2 separate regions of the Homo sapiens genome follow, and region 1 is linked to region 2. A link is an interaction called in ENCODE POLR2A ChIA-PET data of the cell type or tissue named here. Cell type or tissue: PC-9. All regions are shown on one strand. Region 1 overlaps LOC102724945 (a long non-coding RNA gene). Region 2 overlaps LOC102724945 (a long non-coding RNA gene).

Region 1 (4,000 bases), 110 kb before region 2:
TGTCTAAGATCTAGCATTGCTGAATAATAATTTTCCAGCTAGCAAAAGCTTATCAAGTTTTTTCAATAACTTTCCAGCTAGCTAAAGCTTAGATATCAAGTATCCCTGTATTTCTACATTTACCATTACTCTCTTTCATCAATGCATTAAAATTTTCTCTGCCTTCTTAAACAGGATATATTCAACATAATTTCACTTTTAAAATGGAGGGTTCTAGTTATTAAAATAAATATCAATAATTATATGCTAACTTACTTTATTACTTCATAGATTATTTAAATTTCTAATTATTGGTATGGAAAAATGGCCTCAGATACGATTTTTGCCTTTTGCATTGCTGAATCATTATTCCTGAATTTATGTATCAGGGTGTGTGTGTGGTGTGTGTGTGTTTGTGTGTATGAAACTATATACCCACTTCATCCATGTGGTCATAATGGAAAAAGCCGTAATTGGGAAATATGATCTGCTCCCACATAGGACCATAAATGTTTGGTACAGGAGTGGGCACATGACTGAAGATGTGCACGCATGAGCGCTCACAGACACACACACGCATACACACTCACACACACACACTCACACACTCACACACACTCGCATACACACACACTCGCATACACACACACAGTCGCATACGCACTCACCCACACACACACTCTCTCACACACACACACACTCAATCACACACCCACTCACACTCATATGCCATCCAGGCTCAGCAAGCCTGCCTTTCTTACCACTCCTCTTTAATTCTACTTCTGATTTGCCTTGGACATAGAGCCTAATAAGCAAGTTGTGTAAAATAAGAGTTTAAAACTTTTGTGCTAGGTACTTTTCTATATACAATTCTATATGCAAAATTATAAGCTTTGATATATGGCTATTCAGAGACTCTTTCATGGAGTGTTAAGATTGTTGGATAAAGAAGCCCCAATTAAAGGAAGGTTGAGAGATAGCTACGTGCTAGGCAAGGACATGATTATATTTGTGCTCCACTCCATAATTTCTGGAAAAGCTCCCTCATTTTATCTGGAATTGTTCACCCCCTCTATTCATATGATTATAATTGGAAAAGCCATGGTTGGGCAATGTGATCCCCTCTTCCCATAGGGTCATAGAGGTTTGGTACAGGAGTGGGCACATGACTGGCATTCAGTTTCTTCCCTGGACATTTGAAATAGGAAGGGAGGGAGGGAAGAAGAAGATCATTCTCTTTCCAAACGGCCAGACCTGTCAAATGACAATTCTGAGAGCTGTAGGTCATATTTCTGTCATGTGAACTTCAAGGCAGAAAAGGCAATAAGAGAGGATGGAGCAGACGCACAGAGATGAGAAATAAGGAGAAGCCTGACAGCCCCCGAGAGTCTGGGTCTAGTCCCTTCAGGAGGCCCAGCTAAATCTTTGCCCTTGGATTCCATGAGATACCCATGCATTCTGAGGGTGATATTCAAAATAGTTAATATGAAACTGGGGGAGAAAATTAGAACAGACAGGGCCAGACACCTGGTACATGGTTCTAGAAGTCCACTGCCATTCCACACGTTCCCTCTTTTGCCATGAAGTACAGAGAGCCTGAGAAATCCCCAAGTGGCTGAGGCAGACAGGAGGCATTTGGGGGTGTCAGAGTAATAGGAACAGAGGTATTTTACAATGTAAACAACCAGTATCCCCAAGCAAGTGCAACCGGCTATCAGCCCTGTCTGTATTCTTACAAGAAATGCTGCTAAGCTAGTTTTAGTGGTTTCTGATACAATTTTAAGAGTCCTAAAGAATATGATTTGTGCTGTGTCATGGTTTGCCATCTATTTTGCTGACCAAATTTGATGGTAACCTCATAAAGCCTCGGGAGCTGGAACAAACCTTGAAATAATTGTCTAGTTTCCTAACCAAATTTATTCTTCATCCTAATAATTTATTGCAAGGTAGAAAAAAAACTGTGTCTTGTAATTCAATATAAGCATCAGAAATACAACTTACAAATTAACTTTTTCTTATTACAATGTAATATATGTTCATTGTAGAAAAAAGTTAAAAATATAGGTGAAGAAAGCAAAAAATTTAACACTCACTTATTCAACCACCAGTTAAGGAATAAAAATCACTACTAACTCCTTTGTATATATCCTGATTTCATGTATTTATATAATTCCTAGTTTTTGAAAGAATAATTTTACATGGGAACCATATTTTACTTAATGTATTATGATCTTTCTTTCTACAAAATCCAGGTTATTTAAAAAAATCTCTAGTCCTATATTTCATTTCTTGGATGCTCAGGCATTAGAGGGAACAAGGAGGACAGAGCTTCAGTGTTATTTGAGGTGCAAGGTTTATGTAGCTCTTTACTCCTTGCTCACAGTCCAGATCTCATGAGAAAAGGCTGAAAAGGTTGACCTTATTTCCCGGCAGAATTACTCATGTTACCACTTTTACTTAGGATGCTACTTAGCTAGTTGTGTCTGACTATCTGAGAAAGGATGAATTTACACATTCAGCAGCAGACACACTGAAATCAACAAAGTCCATTATTTAATCTCCAACATTAGCTTCTCATTGCAGAATGAGGGGAAGACGAATGAGTTATGGAACTTCCTATATCACTTAGCTTCCTTCACTTTTATCCATTGGGAAGTAAAGTTTTTTCAGTAAGAAAAGCAGTTTGCATTTAATCACCAAGACATATATCCAGAGTATTGTGAAAGTGATACAAATTGCTGGTGTTACAGAGGATGTGCCAGGTCAAAGGAAGTGGCAGAATGGAGAAGAAATGGAGATGCCTGAGGATTCCAATGGAGAGGTCACAGACAAAGAGTCACAGTCACAGTAACAAATGTTGGTGAAGATGTTGAGAAACTGGAACCTTCATACACTGCTGGTGGGAATGTAAAATGATGCAACCACTCTAGAAAATAGTCTGGCAGTCCCTCAAAGTGTTAAACATGGGGTTATCATATGGCCTGGCAATTCCACTCCTACGTATATACCCAAAAGAATGAAAGCTTACATATACACAAAAGCATGTACACAAGTGTTCATAGTAGCGTCATTCATATAGCCAAACAGTAGAAATAATCCAAATGTTCATCAACTGATAAATGGGTAAACAAAAATGTAATTCAAACAGTGAAATATTATTAAGCTACAAAAAGGAATGAAGTGGCCAGGCACGGTGGCTCACGCCTGTAATCCCAGCCCTTTGGGAGGCTGAGGCAGGTGGATCACCTGAGGTTGGGAGGTTGAGACCAGCCTGACCAACATGGAAAAACCCCGTCTCTACTAAAAATACAAAATTAGCCAGGCATAGTGGCGCATGCCTGTAATCCCAGCTACTCTGGAGGCTGAGGCAGGAGAATCACTTGAACCCAGGAAGTGGAGGTTGCAGTGAGCTGAGATCGCACCATTGCACTCCAGCCTAGGCAACAAGAGCAAAACTCCATCTCAAAAAAAAAAAAAAAAAGGAATGAAGTATTGACACAGGCTATAATATGGATGAACCTTGAAAACATTATGCAAGTGAAAAAAGTCACGAAAAACTGCATGATTTCATTTATATGAAATGCCCAGAATGGGCAAATTTATAGAGATAGAAAGTAGATTAATGGGCTGGGAAAATAGAGGAGGGGAAATGGGATTGATTGCTAGTAGGTACAAGATTTCTTTTGGGGATAATGAAATGTTCTAAAATTAATTGTGGTGATAATTACACAACTCTTATCTGTTGTACTGTATATCCTAAATGGGTGAATTGTGTGGTATGTAAATTATATTTCAATAAAGATTTTTTAAAACAAGAGAGAAAGTTATACTTCCACAAGTCCATTTCACCTTCCTCAACTTCTCTGGCTGACATCAAGCCCGTTGTACCAAGATACCAGTCTAGAAATAGTAGTGTGGTCTTTCTGTACAATGTTCAACTGTGAGTCAGGGCTTTAAAACAAAGCCCAGATGATAGACCAATATAGCAAACCAAATTTAGTCCTTGTTAAAAAATACCACA
Region 2 (4,000 bases):
TGCTACCATGCTCATGGTAATGACTTCACACATGGAAGTAAGAATAGCCGAGCCAGATACATCTCCCACAACATGTCATTGAGGCATCCTGGTAAATGGGGTGGGAACTGGGTAAAAGCAGCACTTTACCCAGGAAAATGTTTTATTATAGAGTTTTTCAAGAATCAAAACCTTAACCCAAAGAGAAATTCCTAAACACAATAATTTCCAACCCTCCAAGCAGGCTAATAAGAGAGTAGTTGGGGTCAAGCTGGGCTTTCTGATCCCCTCAAATCATACAGATCTTTTTGCTCTCAGCCTCTCCGAGATTTTTGCCTTGACCTGAGATCCCCATGCAGAGATTGAAGTTCTATTTTTCTTACTTTGGCTAGTCCCTGATGACCCTCATGCTTTCAATGGGGGAACTGTGACTGATAAATCCCGAGCCAGAGCCAAAGGGCATATTGACTGCCCCAACGCCTCCTTTCATCCAAAGACTAATGCATTCCCAGCAAGTGAAGAGGAACAAAGCTTGCATTTCTGACACTGCCAAAGATAGCATTCTCTGGATTCTTATCTGGAATGCTGATAATTGTGGTATCTGTCACATACTTAATCAGCAGAGTCAGGAAAGGCAGCACTCAACTACTTCCGAAGCACTTTTTCAATTTCTCACACTTCCAGAACTTCTTTTCATTCATTAATTAATCAATTAAAAAATACTTATTTGAATACCCACTATAGGTGGCAGGCAGTGTATGAGGTACTGGGAATCAATGATGAGTAAAAGCAGACATGGATTGGAAGATATAGACAGTAATCAAGAATCACACAAATAAAAGTGAAATTAAAACTTACAATATGAGCTACCTGGTAGTATGAATGGTGTATATCAAAGAGAATTGTCGTAATAAAGAAGGTCAGGGATAGGTGGCTGGCTGTCACCCTTAAGTCCCACTGATGTTCCTGCCCTCTACCAAGCTCATCCCTACCCTGGGATAACCATGAAGCATTGAAATACAAGTGTGAGTCCCTGTGTTTGTAGACCTAAGCAGCTCATTGCTAAGGAATCCTACCTGGAGCAGCCCTATCAGCTCCCTAGTCCAACCCACCCACCATACAGGACATCAGGAGCTATGGGACACCATCCCCATTAATGGGAGAGGTCTGGAGTGAGTCTGGAGGCCTCTTGTAAAGCAGCATGAACCTTGTTTCCAAGTGGCATGGTCAGGTCTGCTGCAACACACACCTGCCCAAGGACTCTCCACCAGCTCATGTGCTGCTTCCCAGGGGGACACAGGAGCCATCCATGCTGGGGCAGTTCCCACCCCATTTACCAGGATGCCTCAACGACATGTTGCGGGAGATGTATCTGGCTTGGCTGTTCTTACTTCCAGGTTTTTAGAGAGCTGGTCTTTACACCTTCCCTTAGTCCTTGTGTTACAGGATTCTATCAGGCCTTCTCTACCCATGTCCCTGGCACTATCCTGATATTTATTCTTAGTTGTTTCTCCTAAATGCTGGTTTTGCCACTTATCAGCTATGTGCACTTGGGCAATATATTAAAACAACCTCTGTTTCTTCATCTACAAAAAAATGGGATAATAATTTCCACCTTCTAAGAATAAATAACAGCCACCTTAGTACAGTGCCAGGAGCCCAGAAACTGCTCCACGAAGGTCAGTTTTCTTTTTATTACTACAAATCTATGGCGCAAAACCTCCAAGTCCATACTCAGTCATCCACCCCAAGATGAAAGCAAAAGTGCAGATAATGTAACAACATGCTCCGTTTGCTGAAATAGAACATTCCAGACTGCAGCCTGAACCATCTGGAGGCAGAGAAGCCAGACCCACAGAGAGCACCAAGGATAGGGGCTGAGCTACACTTTCACATGCAGTAAACGTTTGAGGAGTGGGAGAGGGGCTTTTCCAGGTCTAAGGGAGTCTTTCAGTCCAGAGTGTGGATATTAGAAAGGTTCCACATAAAGAGATGGCCTACTGCCCTAAAATACTGCACTGACCTGGCTCGCCCCCAGCCTTATTCTGTGAGGCCAGAGGAGGAAGCAGTAACTGACAGGAACTCTATACTCTTCTGGAAAGAACAAGCTCTTCTATGAAAGCTTCAGATGTCACCAGCAATTCCAACAAATGAATCCTGATGACCCTTCTAAGCTGAGTTGTGAATTTAACAGACTCCCTCTGCCTGGATTGGAATGAGGCAGTGAGACAAACCTACATGGAGGTTCAGCACAGCCGTACAAGCCTCTAGAGTGTCTGCATAAATGCATGCAATTCTGCACGCCCAGAGGACAAGGCTGCTTCTCCTTGGGTGACCTTGCTGGCAGCAGTGGCTTTGTTAGTGTGTGGACTTTCATCATATTCAAAAGATTCTACATTTAAGAGGAGGTAAGCTGGAGAAAAAAGAATTAGGAAAGGTCTATTGGGGTAGCATATGCCTTCAACCGAATTGTCACCCCAGGGCCTTTTTCTCATATACAAGCTTTTCCAAAAGCAAGGGTTTATCACAATAATAGCAATAATGATCACTCTTTACTGAAAGCTGACCATGCACCTGGACGCTACTGAGCACTTTACATGAGTTGTTTAGTTCAATCCTCACAACCGCTCCATGAGTTAAGTACTATTACCTCCATTTTACAAATGAGGAAACTGAGGCACAGAGACAACAAGTCACCAGCCCTAGGTCACGATAGTTAATAAGTGGTAAAGCTGCAGTTCTCAGTTTGTGAAGAGTAGGGAAGAAAAGCACAGCATCTTAGAATTAGAGTCCCTTCAGGATAAGGGCTTTTAAGTTACAGACTCTGAGGAACAGAAAGGATCTTGAAGGTAACCCAGTCATTCACTTCGGGCTTCTCTCTCTCCTCTTCACCAGGAGCTGGAAGAAGGCATCCCTGGGCCCTCAGTGAAACATCACCTCTTCCCCACGAGTATTTGGCACACACTGTAAACTATGCCAGAGAGAATTAGGGAACTTCTCTTATCCCACTTCTTATTTAAGATCAGAGCCAGGACTGCCTTCATGAGCATGGGAACTGTGAGCCACACAGAGACCCTTGTTCTGTTGTTGTCTTGAAATTCTTAATTTCTTTAAAATAAGGAGCCCTGCATTTTCATTTTGCAGTGAGCCCCACAAATTAGACAGGTGGTCCTGGATTCGATCTTTAGGGCTAGGGCAGGGGGAGGCAGCCAAAAAACTCAACAGCCAGTGTCTTTGCCTTGTAGACTCTTCTAAGTAGTGCATTGCCCACTTAGAACACCACACATGATGGAGTCCCTAAGAGCACTGACAAGCCCCTTTTTCAACAAAGGCAGATGAAACAGTTATTTGAAATTTGTCAGTATAGAAGTTCACTGGTAAATGTGTCTTTTCAAAAAATTAACCGTATAGCACCTGGTACCAACTACTAAAACTGGCCACTACACATCCCAGGTTTTACTCCTGTTCATAAAAATCACAAAGAGACTGCTACCCTTTTCTTATCATTGCTGAGCTCAGGAATGTTAAGTGCACGATCATTCCAATTATCACATTTTACTCCAATTTCCACAGCAATACAGGGGATCATAAGGAAGAAAAGGAGCACTGTTTGCTGTCCAATTACGTGGAGCATGTAGGAACAGGATTGCACGTCCTGATAGCAAAAACACTTGTGTTTATCATACCCTATGCTTCAGGGCATGCTTTAGTTTACGGTGTTTAAGGATCCAAATGCCTGAATAAAGAGCCACCAGCCTTGATATAAGCATTTGCTTTTGCCTAAAGACAGGAGGGAAAATTCTCAAGTAGAGAATCTGTGTTGGTGGAGAAGTAGGCTGCTCCAAATCTTAATTTCATGGCACTTATATAGGTGATAGCAGCCCTAGTAGATGTAAAAGACTAAACTACATAAAAATTAAGCAGCGTTACCAAAGTTTAAGAAAGGAGCAAATTTTTGGCATGTGGGTCTATTACACACCCACATTTTACCTCCTTGTTCCAAAGACTAGAGATTTTCCCC

What was found. Peaks named below come from ENCODE experiments on the same cell type or tissue, not always from the same donor. Only the 100,000 strongest peaks of a DNase experiment are listed, where the experiment ranks them.
Region 1: POLR2A ChIA-PET joins it to region 2 with 5 read pairs; 2 of 35 experiments call an interaction of 5 or more read pairs at or near these places.

The regions. Positions count from the first base shown.
Region 1 is chr14:33,996,054-34,000,053 of GRCh38, forward strand. The region is part of intron 5 of LOC102724945 (a long non-coding RNA gene); the gene reads right to left. Among named protein-coding and RNA genes, the nearest start is that of EGLN3-AS1, 42 kb to the right of the region's middle. In PC-9, no CTCF peak of the experiment used is centred here; a DNase peak (open chromatin) is centred at 1,708; H3K27ac peaks cover 1,521 bases.
Region 2 is chr14:34,102,896-34,106,895 of GRCh38, forward strand. The region is part of intron 4 of LOC102724945 (a long non-coding RNA gene); the gene reads right to left. Among named protein-coding and RNA genes, the nearest start is that of EGLN3-AS1, 65 kb to the left of the region's middle. In PC-9, no CTCF peak of the experiment used is centred here; no DNase peak of the experiment used is centred here.